Linked DNA regions of Homo sapiens: region 2 is linked to region 1. Evidence: chromatin loops called from intact Hi-C (ENCODE). Cell type or tissue: dorsolateral prefrontal cortex. All regions are shown on one strand. Each heading gives the region's core, and the rest is flanking DNA. Links, peaks and the distances in the headings are about the cores only. Region 1 has its middle 36 kb from the start of RAB32. Region 2 holds the start of GRM1 (glutamate metabotropic receptor 1).

Region 1 (7,632 bases), core at 2,784-5,283:
AATGTGTGAACAATGTTCTATAGTTCTGCATCAATCTGGTCTTTTATAGGCTAGGCATTCCCAGTTCCTTAAATCATTTTTCATTTGAGAAGTGAAGTACCTGGCACTGAAGAGGCACTTGGTAAATGTTTTTCCATTAAGAATTTCCTCATGTTTGGTTAAAATGGCAAATATTCATAAGAAAACAATGCTAGATATAACTTTAAAGGACATAGACATTACTAGTGGGCATAGGTAAAAATAAAATGAATGGTGAAAAGGATAATTGTATCCCATAAAAATGTATACGAACTTAAAAATATAGACTGCCTAGATCTTTTGAAAATGCATTCATGTGCATAAATACCCAAACATTCCTAAAATTTGAAATACTTTAATTTTGAAATATAATATGATAATATTTGTAGTATATTTTGAAAGAAACCTCCAACAATTCTCCAATCTTATTATTTGCCTATTCCCATGCATACAGTAGCCTGTCTAGATATTTTGGGCCTCAACATTGAAAGAGTGGCAAGAGAGAATTATAAATATCCTTTTTAAATTAAATATATTTTTCCATTTTCTGTTGAAATAATTAGCAAGACAAATGATTGTATCATCTCATTGTTACTGTGCAAAGAGATCTAGAAAGAAAGAAAGAAAGGAAAGAAAGAAAAGGAAAGAAAGAAAGAAAGAAAGAAAGAAGAAAGAAAGGAAAGAAAGAGGAGAAACCAATGATTCAATCTATTAATTAGAGGGAAAATCATGCTAAAAATGGTAAGGTGTGCATCAAGATGCTAGAAACATCTTAATTAGGTAATTTTAAAAGAGGGATAATTGTCAATGTATCTTCAAAACTGCATACTTTCCTTCAGCTCACCTACTAAACTGAATAGCTATATTTGATCAATTTTAACAATTATATGAAAACTAAGATTTTGTTAAACTTGTTTTTATAGTTTTATAGCCAGAAACATTTGATGTGTAATGAGCAACTCAACAATTTACTGCCTTTTATTTATAACCCTCGCTAGATTCTATGATGTTATAGTGATTGTACACTCTGTATTCAAATCTGACCTGGGGTTGGATTATAGTCTGTCATTTCTGTTGTCCAATTAATATGAACAGGGTGGGAGAAGGATAAATCTTATTCTGTATTAAAATTTGTACATGGCCACACAGCAAAATCATCACTAGAGTGGTTCCTGCAAAAATGTCAGGCACAATTACATGGATGAAACATAAAGGGCATTCCTCTCAGCAAGATTCACAATAGGAGGTGTGTCATAAACAGGGAAAAGAAAACTGTTCAACAAAGCTGGTTATATCTTGCCTTTAAGCAAGGAGTTCACCATTAAAGACATTTTCTGGATGGAAAGTCCTGTGGGGTGTGTGCGTATGTGTATGTGTTTTATACAGGGAGAGAGAATTTACACACTGTCATACTGGTACCAAGCCATATAATAGCTCCAGGAATAATACTGAGATTTCATAATCCATGAACTTTCTTATTTTCAGCAAACTCCCTCATAGCCACTCAGTGTCAGAATGCGGATTGTGTGTTTATCTTTCCTAAAGAAGTAAGAGGTAGTCGCCTTGCTCTTCCCCTCCATCCCCCGACATCACCTCTGCTCCACTTGCTATCCATTTTCTTAAATAGAAGATTCAGGGGGAATCCCTGGAGTAGGTTATAATAGGTTGTCAGAAGAAATGCTTCTATTTTAAAAGAAAAAGCAGTGAGAAAAAGAAATTTTCGTTAGCTCTATCATATTCCTTCTGAGAAGCTGCTGCTTTGAAGGCAAATCTACTCCTCCTACTGCCTTCACATGTTTCTAGGAGATAGTTGTGTGAGAAAACCCTCTGTACTAAGAATTTTTCTATTCTGGAGATATTTTTCATGAGGAGTGGTCAACCCAACCCCCTGTAGAGTAAATGAGACAAGGGGCCTGTACCAGAACACTCTTATGAGACGTGGCATTTAAGATCCAGTAAAATAGGAGATAATATAGGAGATACAGAAGCCCTCCTGGTCATACACCATAAATGATGATGAGATTTTGAATTGTCTGTGTTCTCACCTGCCTTGCAGCTGCAGTATTAGAAGCCCAGGATCCTGAGAGACTTGGGGTTTTCTCTATTTGAATTATAGCATATGTTCAAGCTATATCCCTAAACTCCTGACTGAGCTACTAAAAATAATGACTCCTGAGACAAACAATGAGTAATATACTCTGAACAGTGCTATAGCAGAGGGAGTGGAATGTTTGCAGCTGAGATTTGAAACATAAGAATCAGCGAGGGAGAGAGATAAAAAATGACTGCAAGAGTTGATATAAAAAACCTGCTTCAGTCCAATTGTCTCCCATTTTGTCTGTCAAAATGAATGAGCATCAGAAACAAAGATATTGAAGAGATTCTCAGAGAATGGCCCTTGGAAAGTTTAAAATTAAGAAAGCACAATCTAAAATGATTCTTAAAATTAAAAAATAGCATCCAGGGGAATTGCATAAGATTATATCCTGATTAAACCACAATTTATTCTTGTAAATAGGAAAAACAGAGCAACTGGGAAAGGTGTAGTTCCATTATGAACAGTCTGCGAATGTCAGTATCATAAGAAGCAAACAAAAAGTTTGTCCTGTGACTTAGCTTCACACCTTCTGAGAAGCAGGAACAGCCTAAATATACCCCAGCCAGGGTTATCAGCAAAGAACCATGAAACAAAGCCCTCAGCTTTTCATCACATTAAGGCAGTTGAGAAACTGCAATATTCCCCTTATGTTCCTTGTGGGTAATTCTAAATTAAGCTTTAAATAAAGAGCACCAACCATTGTTCATCAGGCCTGAACCAAATCAATAAAATAGATGAGATTATTTTGGCAAGTGGCATGAGATGTTGGAGCCTAGAGCTGGAAGTGCCTAGGTGTCAATTTCTGAATTCTTTCAAGGGAACTAATTCAGATGATATTTATCAAGACAATTTTTAGAGTTAATGCAATTCACATAATTTTCCAAGTTAAAATAATCTTCACAAAATTAAATCTCACAGTTCAGAAACATGCAGAAAAGAGTAGCCTTTTACATCCAAGTGAACAACATTTGACTTTAAGGAGCAATTGTCTTAGGATTTTAAAAATGAGAAACATAAGCTCCCCCAAATGTATACATCAATTGCAATCTGTGGTTTGAAACTTTCTAACCAAAAATACACTCTGAATATTGTGGCAGCTGTTCCAAAACATCTTTCAAGTAGTTATTATTCATTTTATATTGTCTTAAGATATAAATTTGATATAGATGAACTCTCCTTAGTATTATTATTATTTTGTATAGGAAAGAAGAGACACATACTTCCCCAAACACTGAAGACGGATTTTTAAATCATTGATCTGATAGCAAAAAATGAGTAAGGTACTCTTCTCGCAAAGCATTAAATCAGAATTTCCAAGCTCATCAGAGAGCAGTAAGTCAATGTCAGAATCTGATAAACTCACTCACTAGTCATCACAATAGTCGCATTTCAACAGTACAATTATAAGTACAAACAGGTTCGGGAAGCACTATGTGAAGAGTTAAGCTTTGGGGACATGGCCATTTTCCATGCAACCCAAGATGACCTCCTCATGGATTCTGGTGAGTAGAGAGGGGCTAACTCATACAGTCTTGAGCACTTGTCCCAAGAAATGACATCAAATTCTGTTCAATGGTGAATCCAGTGAAAATTTTGACCATTTAAAAATTAACCCAACTTTCCTAGAAGTATGGCCCATGAGATAAGAGTTATTTTCTGTCACCTAATCTCCAGACCACACTAAGGTTTGGAGTCTGGCTACAAGCACAGCTGTATCTGCTGTAGGACACTAGGGCAAAATCAAAAGGTCATAAGTTGATCAAAATGTATCCATATTTTGGCAAGAGAATGTGGATCTCCAGGGGAGGAATAGAAGCCTTGGCACACGTCCTTAGCTTGTTGGGGAGCTGAATCTGTGGGGAAAAGAATGGGTTAAATTTTGCCTAGGCTATAAAGTAAATCGCAGTAAAGTCGGTATCTAATGCATTATGCATGGAAAAAAAGATGCATAAAATGTACATTCCAGTAATTAATTTCAGAAGCTCTTCAGAGGATGTTAACTCAATTCTATTTGACAAATATCCTTAAGAACTTGAGCTATGTAGTGTGGCAAGCTGAGAAAAAGAAACAACAAGGGCATGCAAAGATTAATACTTCAATCAATATTCATCAAGTGCCATATTAGGGAAATGCTGTGGGAAATCCTGTACATGGGACCTTAGGCCTCTCTCATGGGCCATGTAATAATGTCTCTTCTTATAGGAGCAGGAGGTTAACAGGCATTGCTCATGTGCCCCATCCTACAGCTGAATTGCCTACCTGCAGTAAGGGAAGGAAAAGGAATGTTGGCAAAGCTTTTTAAAGACCTTTGCTGAGAAATCATGCTTGCCAGTCAGTATTCCATGCTTCTAGGAATATTGGGAAAAGGCTGTCCCTTTGCATCCCAAATAAGGCAATACGAAATTGTAACTGGATGCTACCATGGACACCCAGATTCTATCCAGGAGAACATAAATAGAAGTGATGAGAACACCCTCTCCCTGCTGGAAATACATGTGGGGTCCCCCTGTGGGGTTTGACTGTAGGTTCAGGGCAAAATGACTCTGTCTTTTCTAAGGCGGCTCCACCAACCCTGAGGTGCAGAAGCTTATGAGTATTGAAGAATCTTACCTGCAATAAAGGACTGCAAACACTACAAAGGTGGAATACTCAACATTGTGGTTAAACGGGAATAAAGTGAGAGTAAAAGTCTTTGGTTTCTCTTTTAATGCCCTGCAATGTCTATCTCATCAAGAACCGAAAGAATCTAAGGATGGTCTTGCACACAGGAATTGCAAGGGTTAAGCACTTTCTAAGATCAGGGATTTACCAAATAAATGACTCTTCCAGGGGCAGAGTCAGCAAACATCTAACAATAAGGCCAGTTAGATACTAAGAATTGATAATCTAGTAAAAATAATAACACAAAACATAATTTGATTGTTATTTAAGATTAAGGAGAAGAAACAAGCCATGCAATTGGGAAAAAACAAGAGAAAGATTTCTTCTAAGATATTTGAGGAACAATTCGTGAAAAATCACCAAGTTTGGAATTAAATTTTTTTCAATACCTACATATTGCCAAGAGTGGTACAAAAACTGGGAATGTAGGTCTAAAAGGGAAATAGAAGCAAAATTGAATAGATCTGTTATTTTCCAGTTATATCATAGTGGATAAGTGAGTAAGCCAGCCCACATTCTGTGCTTTAGTCCTCTCATCTATAAATTCAACATAAGATGGAATGAGGAATCTTATGAGGATGACTAAACTGATGCCAATATGGTGTTTTGATATCTTTAGCACAAAGAGGGATGAAACACATTATTATTGATCCTTTCATTAAACAACTAGTTTAAAGGAGCACTAACATTAAAAAAAAATTATGTTATACTAGTCTTGTATCTGAGATAGGAAAATAGGTTGCTCTGATGTATTCTGTTTTATTTTATATTTTTAATTTTTATTTTAGGTTCAGGGGTACACATGCACATTTGTTATATCAGTAAATTGTGTGTCATGGGAGTTTGGTGTACAGATTATTTTGTTACTTAGGTAATAAGCATAAGGTCCTAATAGGAACTCTTTCCATCACCACTCTCCTTCCACCCTATACTGTTATATATGAACAAGTTTGCATTATATGAGGTCCTAGGATCTTTGGAAGTATAAAATACACTTTATAGAGGGTATAATACTTAAGGCTGTTTTGTTAATTTCAATAGATTATAAATTTTCAATATAAGTAAAATTATGAGAAGACACTTAAGAAGACATTGGGTTAGGTGCTGGAAGTATGACAGTAATTAAGAGATCTCTTATTCTTTTTTTATTATTATACTTTATGTTCTAGGGTACATGTGCACAACATGCAGGTTTGTTACATAGGTATACATGTGCCATGTTGGCTGGTTGCACCCATCAACTCGTCATTTACATTAGGTATTTCTCCTAATGCTATCCCTCTGCCAGCCCCCACTCCCCAACAGGCCCCAGCGTGTGATGTTCCCTGCCCTGTGTCCATGTGTTCTCGTTGTTCAATTCCCACCTATGAGTGAGAACATGCGATGTTTGGTTCTCTGTCCTTGTGATAGTTTGCTAAGAATAATGGTTTCCAGCTTCATCAATATCCCTGCAAAGGACATGAACTCATCATTTTTTATGGCTGCATAGTAATCCATGGTGTATATGTGCCACATTTTCTTAATTCAGTCTATCATCGGTGGACATTTGGGTTGGTTCCAAGTCTTTGCTATTGTGAATAGTGCCACAATAAACATATGTGTGCATGTGTCTTTATAGTAGCATGATTTATAATCCTTTGGGTAGATACCCAGTAATGGGATCGCTAGGTCAAATGGTATTTCTAGTTCTAGATCCTTGAGGAATCGCCACACTGTCTTCCACAATGGTTGAACTAATTTACACTCCCACCAACAGTGTAAAAGCCTTCCTATTTCTCCACATCTTCTCCAGCGTTTGTTTCCTGACTTTTTTAATGATCGCCATTCTAACTGGCCTAAGATGGTGTCTCATTGTGGTTTTGATTTGCATTTCTCTGATGATCAGTGATGATGAGTATTTTTTCACGTGTCTGTTGGCTGCATAAATGTCTTCTTTTGAGAAGTGTCTGTTCATATCCTCTGCCCACTTTTTGGTGGTTTTTTTTTTCTTGTACATTTGTTTGAGTTCTTTGTAGATTCTGGATATTAGCTCTTTGTCACATGGGTAGATTGCAAAAATTTTCTCCCATTCTCTAGGTCGCCTATTCACTCTGATGATAGTTTTTTTGCTGTGCAGAAGCTTTTTAGTTTAATTAGATCCTATTTGTCTATTTTGGCTTTTGTTGCCATTGCTTTTGGTGTTTTAGTCATTGAATCTTTGTCCATGCCTATGTCCTGAACGGTATTGCCTAGGTTTTCTTCTAGGGTTTGTATGGTTTTAGGTCTTACATTTAAGTCTTTAATCCATCTTGAGTTAATTTTGTATAAGGTGTAAGGAAGGGATCCAGTTTCAGCTTTCTACATATGGCTAGCCAGTATTCGCAGCACCATTTATTAAATAGAGAATCCTTTCCCCATTGCTGGTGTTTGTCAGGTTTGTCAAAGATCAGATGGTTTTAGAAGTGTGGTGTTATTTCTGAGGGCTCTGTTCTGTTCCATTGGTCTATATATCTGTTTTGGTACCAGTACCATGCTGTTTTGGTTACTGTAGCCTTGTAGTATAGTTTGAAGTCAGGTAGCATGATGCCTCCAGCTTTGTTCTTTTTGCTTTGGATTGTCTTGGCTACGTGGGCTCTTTTTTGGTTCCATATGAACTTTAGAGTAGTTTTTTCCAATTCTGTGAAGAAAGTCATTGGTAGCTTAATGGGGATGGCACTGAATCTATAAATTACCTTGAGCAGTATGGCCATTTTTACGATATTGATTCTTCCTAACCATGAGCATGGAATGTTCTTCCATTTGTTTGTGTCCTCTTTTATTTTGTTGAGCAGTGGTTTGTAGTTTTCCTTGAAGAGGTTCTTCACATCCCTTGTAAG
Region 2 (7,632 bases), core at 1,720-4,219, 480 kb before region 1:
GACATGGTTTGGCTTTGTGTCCCCATCCAAATCTCATCTCAAATTTTAATCCCTAGGTGTTGAGGAAGGGACCTGGTGGGAGGTGATTAGATCATGGGAGCAGTTTACCCCATGCTGTTCTCATGATAAGTGAGTGAGTTCTCATGAGATATGATGATTTCATAGTGGCAGTTTCTCCTGCTTTTCTGCCACTGTGGGAAGCTGTCCCTTGTTTCCCCTTCACCTTTTGCCATGATTATATTTTTTTATAGCAGTGTAAGAATGACCTAATACAAGACTTAATTCATCCCTTTGTTTCTTTTGTCTGATTCTTGCTTGCTTCTTATCTCTCCCATTTGAAGAGTTTAAATTTCTAGCTGATTTTATGTGGAAAACTTTATATCCTTTTGCTCTTTTATAGCCTAGACTCATTATTCTATGAAATACTTTATGATGGAAAGCAATGATAATTATGCATACATTCATAAGGAGGGTGACTACAGTTTTGTTGATGGATAATATTTACCTTATTACCATATCAGGATGGTGAACATTCTGTTCTTATTGTTACAGCAGCACATTAAATCATTGTTTTGAGATAATAGTGCAGATATTGTTTTGATTTTGATCTTGATCTCCACTAAATAGTGTATTAAATAGATTTCCCAAACCTAAATACTGATAACACTTTTTTATCCTGCTAAAAATCACATACTAGATTAGACATTCTTTTGATTTTGATCTTGATCTCCACCACATTGTGTATAGATTTCCCAAACCTAAATACCGATAACAGTTTTTTACCCTGCTACAGATCACATACTGATTGTAATGTGATTTCATACTAGTACTGAATATTCATACTAACAATATTTCTGGATTCATGAACCTTTAGCATTCTTTGAACTCTTATAGATTAGTGTATTTACTTGTATTTGCTAGTTTGTATGTAGCTCATTGTTGCAGTAATCCCCTTCAATCCTACTGGAAGAACCATCCCTTAGATGTCTGCACATGTATTATACCCTGCCTCCTATGTGAAGTCTTCATTTATAGAAAGAGAAAGTATATTTGGGTGATCTTGTCTTCTTTTGTCTCAATGCCTTCTTCTTTGATTGTTTTTGTCCTGGTACCTTCTATAGTTAGCTCTTAAATAATTATCAATAAATTTAATTGATCATTTCAAATTAATACATTTGAAATTTTTTTTCTTTAACACTTTTTGTATATGCATGCATCTGGCATGTTATAATCCTCAAATTCATCGTCTTTAAAATGATTAGTTTCAGCCAGCCTGAATGTGTAGTTTTTACTTGGACTGTAAAATGAATTTGAGAACCAATAAATCTGAACATTTAATTATTCCTTCAGTACAGCAATGTGATATATTAAAGATGTTCAGCTTTAGGAGCACATATTGACACTAAATGTGGACTTCAGAGACATTACTTTCTTTAATGCTGAAAATCATAATTAAGGGGTATATATGCACAGAAATCTTTGCACATTCACTATATCTCTGGAATATTCTAGGAAAGTAACATTTAGAGCTTATCACACTCTAATGGGCTTATCTAAAATTGAACTTAAGTGGCTACTAGAGGAAGTCAGATACTATGGGACTCTGTGCATACCTGTGGCTTGCTGTTCTTCGAACAGACATATTCCTAGGGTAGAAGCAGAGAGCCATTTAGTCCCATATGTGATGATCAGAACTTACCTCTTCCCATTTTCCTTATGTAAACATGTGGCTACTTCCCGAATTGAGATCATTTAGTCTAAAAAATGTGAACGTTGTTTAGTGCATTATTTGTGGAAAAAGAAAAAAATATATTCTCTTTGGGCTGTCTAAAAAAAAAAAATCCAGAAAACTCTGACACTTAGGGAAAAAAAGATCAGAACCAGAATGAGAAAGACCTTTTGTTATTGACTAGAGGTATTGTTTTCCTTCCTAAGTTTCATGGAACACACTGAAGAGTATTTGAAACTGCCTCATGTGGTTTGTCCCCTCCAGTCTGACATGGCACCATTCCATAATATAATAATGACCTGAGCAAGGCGATTATAAGCTGACCCATAAGGGACCAACGTAAGCTGATCTCTCTGCTCTGCAGATGACACAAATAGAAAGCTTTGAACAAGAGTAGAAAGACACACTGTCACTTGTCTTTTCCCCTGAAAAAGCCGGGCCACATTCTGCTCAGCCAACATGTTCCCAGAGGAATGTGATTTAACTTCCGCTTTTCACACAGTCAGAAGCAACACCATAGACCTGTAGGGAAGGTGATGGCCGCCTGGGAGGAATTTGGATAAGTATTTGTCACTCCAGTATTTTCATGTGACCTGACTCTCATTCTCAATTTAGTTACATCTTGACCTGAAAATGCAGCCACAATATGTCTCTCTTCATTTGGCATACCTTAATTCATAATGGGCATGCCTGTCCTTTCCCTTCTCCCACCCTATGCAGCCTCTTCCTGATTTCCCTTGCAATCTACTAATAGAGCCTTTCTTTAGATGTCTGTACATGTGTTTACACTCTGTTTCCCTCTGTAGGGACTTTACTCGCAGAAAGAGAAAATATATTTGAGTCCCTGAGATATATATACAAAGATATCTACCCCAAAGCAGCCTAGGCAGTTCTCCACTTCTTTGGCCAGATTGTCTGACTATTCACGTATCTGGCAGCTTCTATACGACCCCTCATATAGTAAAGGAATTAATATTCCCCACTTCCTCCTAGTTTGTCTCCCCTCCTCCCTCTATCAAACGACTGATTTTTATACATGAGATAATAGACAAGCCTTGGGTGACCTGTTTTTTTTTTTCTTCCCTCCCCCTCTTTTTCCCTTGCGGTAAAATAGTGCTGAAGAAAGAGGGCACTAGTGTACAGCCCAGATCGCATCCTTGCACCGTCTGGATTAGAGCTGAGGCGTCTGCAAGCCGAGCGTGGCCACGGTCCTCTGGCCCCGGGACCATAGCGCTGTCTACCCCGACTCAGGTACTCAGGTATGTCTCAAGTCCATGTCCTCCAAACAGACTCAGGTGAGCGGACACTTCCTCCGGTGAAACCCACCCACAACGGCAGACAAAGTCCCAGTCTATCAGATTTTCCTCCGGGTCCCAGGCGCATTCTCGCTTATGTATTTCTTTTCGTCCTGTATCCTCAGGAAGAGTCGGGACCAATGGGTGCCTGGGTTTTCTTTCTCCTTTTTCTGCCTCACCTCCTGTGCTCTCCTCGCCCGCTCCCATAGCCCCCTTTTCGTCGACTCTCACCTTGAGAAAAGGAGCAGGGGAGGAACGGGAGAGGGAGCCAACTTCAGCCCCGCAGGCGGCTGAGATTTGGCGCCTCTGTCCCCAAGCGGGTGGGTTTGGATATATACCTGCACAAGCGGTGCAAGGTGATGAGAATGAGGGCGGAGGGGCGGTGGGGACTCGAGTGGAAGGGAGTGTGTGTGTGTGTGTGTGTGTGTGTGTGTGTGTGTGTGTGTGTGTATGGGTAAAGAACTCAGAGGAGGGAGGTTGAAAGAGCAAAGCGGGTCAGGGAATTGCAACTCACTGGTCAAAGCGTCCCTTGCAGGCCCTGCCAGGGAATGTCTGGCTGGACCGAGCACTGTCCAGGGTCCTGAAGGCGGCAGGGCTCAGGCTGCCGCGGCGAGAGCAACCCGGAAGCTCCCCTCCGTTCCCTTTCTAGCAACTATGCAAACCCCAAAGCAAGCGCAGGACCCCCCCTAACCCGTCCACCCACCGCGGGAAACAAGTTACCTTATCTGCACCCCTTCTTCTTGAACATACACAGCAAGCCTGACTTCTTACGGGGGAAACATACCAAACTCCTCCATACGGAGACTTTACCAGGCGTTGCCTTAGTAACTAATGTGGATTTTCTTCAAGCTGGCAAATTTATATTTACAGCTGATTTTATGTCAGGGCTTCTTCAACCCCTCAAAATTAAAGTAAAAGGTGCATCCTTTGTTTACGTTTATTTTAAAGTCGCGCTTCCACCTTTACAATGAGTTTCCAAATTTTCTTCTGAAAAAAAGTTGATCTTTTCCAATCCGGAAAGTTCTCTTGGGTTGAAGGACCTAGCTCCTCCCCTCCTCTCTGCTCACCTTCCCCACCGCCCTCCAAGTTAGAAAGCATGATAGGTTTTAGGGGACCAGGAAACGACTTAAGGTTGGAGGAGCGGGCGAGTTGGCGGGGCTCTGCGCCGCCTGGACCCGTGAGGACAGAGGGGGCAGGACACCCCGCCTTCCTCAGTGACCACAGCTGCGCTCCAAGCTGTTCCTGCAGCCGATATCAGGATGTGCCGAAATGAAACGGACAAGGCAACTGTTAACATTATAGACCCCAGAGTTTTAACACAGGTCCTCTGATGACAAGGTTGTGATTTTTCTCTGTCTTTTGTCAGCAGCATCTAGCTCACCGCTGCCAACACGACTTCCACTGTACTCTTGATCAATTTACCTTGATGCACTACCGGTGAAGAACGGGGACTCGAATTCCCTTACAAACGCCTCCAGCTTGTAGAGGCGGTCGTGGAGGACCCAGAGGAGGAGACGAAGGGGAAGGAGGCGGTGGTGGAGGAGGCAAAGGCCTTGGACGACCATTGTTGGCGAGGGGCACCACTCCGGGAGAGGCGGCGCTGGGCGTCTTGGGGGTGCGCGCCGGGAGCCTGCAGCGGGACCAGCGTGGGAACGCGGCTGGCAGGCTGTGGACCTCGTCCTCACCACCATGGTCGGGCTCCTTTTGTTTTTTTTCCCAGCGATCTTTTTGGAGGTGTCCCTTCTCCCCAGAAGCCCCGGCAGGAAAGTGTTGCTGGCAGGAGCGTCGTCTCAGCGCTCGGTGGCCAGAATGGACGGAGATGTCATCATTGGAGCCCTCTTCTCAGTCCATCACCAGCCTCCGGCCGAGAAAGTGCCCGAGAGGAAGTGTGGGGAGATCAGGGAGCAGTATGGCATCCAGAGGGTGGAGGCCATGTTCCACACGTTGGATAAGATCAACGCGGACCCGGTCCTCCTGCCCAACATCACCCTGGGCAGTGAGATCCGGGACTCCTGCTGGCACTCTTCCGTGGCTCTGGAACAGAGCATTGAGTTCATTAGGGACTCTCTGATTTCCATTCGAGATGAGAAGGATGGGATCAACCGGTGTCTGCCTGACGGCCAGTCCCTCCCCCCAGGCAGGACTAAGAAGCCCATTGCGGGAGTGATCGGTCCCGGCTCCAGCTCTGTAGCCATTCAAGTGCAGAACCTGCTCCAGCTCTTCGACATCCCCCAGATCGCTTATTCAGCCACAAGCATCGACCTGAGTGACAAAACTTTGTACAAATACTTCCTGAGGGTTGTCCCTTCTGACACTTTGCAGGCAAGGGCCATGCTTGACATAGTCAAACGTTACAATTGGACCTATGTCTCTGCAGTCCACACGGAAGGTAGGCATTATATTTGGGAAAGAAGGGTACTGAGAAAGTCAGGGCAATGCATGATGTGCTCCTGGGATCATAGTATTGTTCCTGTTTATTTCTAGCACTGTGGGGAACGGAGTTTACCCTTCTCAGTACTGCCCACCCAGGCATTGCCTTTTATCCTCATTTCCTTACAATTATAGTGTAGGAAAATTGTACCCCATAGAATATCTGAGGATAATAGGAGCTGAAAGGGTATCAAACTTTCCATGCAAAGTGTCCAGCAGTAGATTTGACTTGAATACTTGTTTGCCCTCATATTTTGAGTTTGCGTTTGGAAGGCTTATTTGTCCAAGGTGTTATATTGCCCTTCAGTGACTGGCTATGACTTTCCAGGTGTAATGAGTTAATTCAGTGTGAGTGATTGGCAAAAAGAAGTTACTATTCCACAAATAGGACTTCAAAGCTTTATCTTTCTTTAACAGTTGAAGATTTTCTTTGTCCTCTTGTACCCCTTCTTACATATCCAAAACTTTCCTGTGAATGTAGGATTAATGCAGTCATCTCCCTCAGTATATCAGAAACTTATATTTTTACTTCTGGAGTACCTTAGTTACAAAGAAAAAGTAAGTAATTTAAATAATGTATTTTCTTCTTACTTTATAGGCTAAAATCATCCAGATTCCCTCACTCCCCCAAGAATTATCTTGTTTTATGAGAAATAACACTGGTGACCACTTGGATTTGAGTTTTGGTTTCTAGTCTTTTTTCTTCTAACACAATGAACTTACATATTAGAATTAAAGTTAGATCAGTTATAAAATACTAATGAATGGATAGCAGATATTAGGTTTATAATGTCTTTCTAAAATGCAATAGATTAACCTAAGGTTAAAAGCTTTGATTTTTCCAGAGACTTATGGATGTGAATTTTCAAAAATTTTTTATATAAAGATTTTCTAGACTCTCTTCACCTTAGGTTATATACATTTTTTAATAAAAGGGGATTTCTGAGCTCAGCTACTCTTAAGTCCCCCAGTAGGTTTATGAAAAAGCTGAAGCCCTGGTTATAAATTAACATCTAGGACAATTCACATGTATAAGCTGGCAGAAGAAGACAATCTTGCTGGTATTTCTGTATTCATATTTCTTCAACTCAAATGACTTTCAAGAAGCCATAGGCATGGCTCCATGTTTTTTTAATATTTCCATAATATTCAGTTACTGGCGTGAGGTCTGATTATAGAAATTGACAGCATCCATAGTGAAGTGATTATATGGTTATCATTATTGAAAACATATACTTTATAAAGGGAACAGAATTTTCAGAACAAACATAAATGATATAGGATTACACATTATAATTTCAGATTTTGCTTTTGGAAAAAACTATCTGCTGTGATATTATAACTTTATAATAACTGACTTATGCTTCTGAAGCTTGATTTTTAATCATGAACTGCGTATCTCTTTTTGAACAAAAATTCATTACTTTTTTAAGACTCAAAGTATTAATTCCTTATATTTTAATATTTAACTTTACTACATGTTAATGTTTAGCATAGTTTCTTTAGTGCTTGCTTAAATGAAACATCCTGAAAGAGCAAGTTAAAATGTGTTAAATATCATCATTGGATAGATCCAAAGATGATGGCAAAGAGAATGGCAAAATCTAGATTGAATGTGATTTATTTAAATATTTAATAATATTTCCCCCATTGAGCTAGATAATTGATTATTAATATTGGAAGTATAAATTCTTTCTTCAGGAAGAAGTAATGCTTCATTATTTTTAAACAGTGGTTTTATTTTCCATATTTCATTATAAGATTGTTTTATTTGGTGAGAGGTGGCTAATAGTGGGTTGCTTTCTGAGGAGTAGAATTATGTTTTTGGAAAATGAATTGAACATGTTTTCACTAATTTTGCTGCGAAAGGACTAATATTATAATTTTGCCCATGTGTTAGTTTGGATTACTATGTTTCCTTTCTGCCTTCTGATTGGTGTTGTATGGCAAAGACAATGTCTCCGTACTATTATAGTAATTGATTCCAGACTACATTGTGTTCACAGAACAGCATCATAGAAATATGTGGGGTTTATTTTATTACCAAGCAGTTACACCATTCACCTTGCCATTCATATATAATACCTTGTTTCTTCTCAAAGGGAATTAGTTACTTCTCTTATTAAACGTAACATCTGTAAAAACTAAATTGCATTTCTTTCCTTCTATCTGGAAAGG

The links. Peaks named below come from ENCODE experiments on the same cell type or tissue, not always from the same donor. Only the 100,000 strongest peaks of a DNase experiment are listed, where the experiment ranks them.
Region 2: it touches region 1 in a loop (6-fold over the local background); 1 of 110 quality-filtered maps calls a loop at or near these places.

Annotation. Positions count from the first base shown.
Region 1 is chr6:146,503,566-146,511,197 of GRCh38, forward strand. No RefSeq gene overlaps it. Among named protein-coding and RNA genes, the nearest start is that of RAB32, 36 kb to the right of the region's middle. In dorsolateral prefrontal cortex, for the core only: no CTCF peak of the experiment used is centred there; no DNase peak of the experiment used is centred there; H3K27ac peaks cover 2,163 bases.
Region 2 is chr6:146,024,805-146,032,436 of GRCh38, forward strand. GRM1 (glutamate metabotropic receptor 1) reads left to right here and starts at 4,258. Exons shown (of 8, transcript NM_001278064.2): 1 at 4,258-5,413. The coding sequence starts at 4,714. RefSeq lists enhancers at 4,076-4,576, 4,577-5,077. In dorsolateral prefrontal cortex, for the core only: a CTCF peak has its summit at 2,877; DNase peaks (open chromatin) are centred at 2,927 and 3,607; H3K4me3 peaks cover 1,571 bases; H3K27ac peaks cover 643 bases; H3K27me3 peaks cover 229 bases.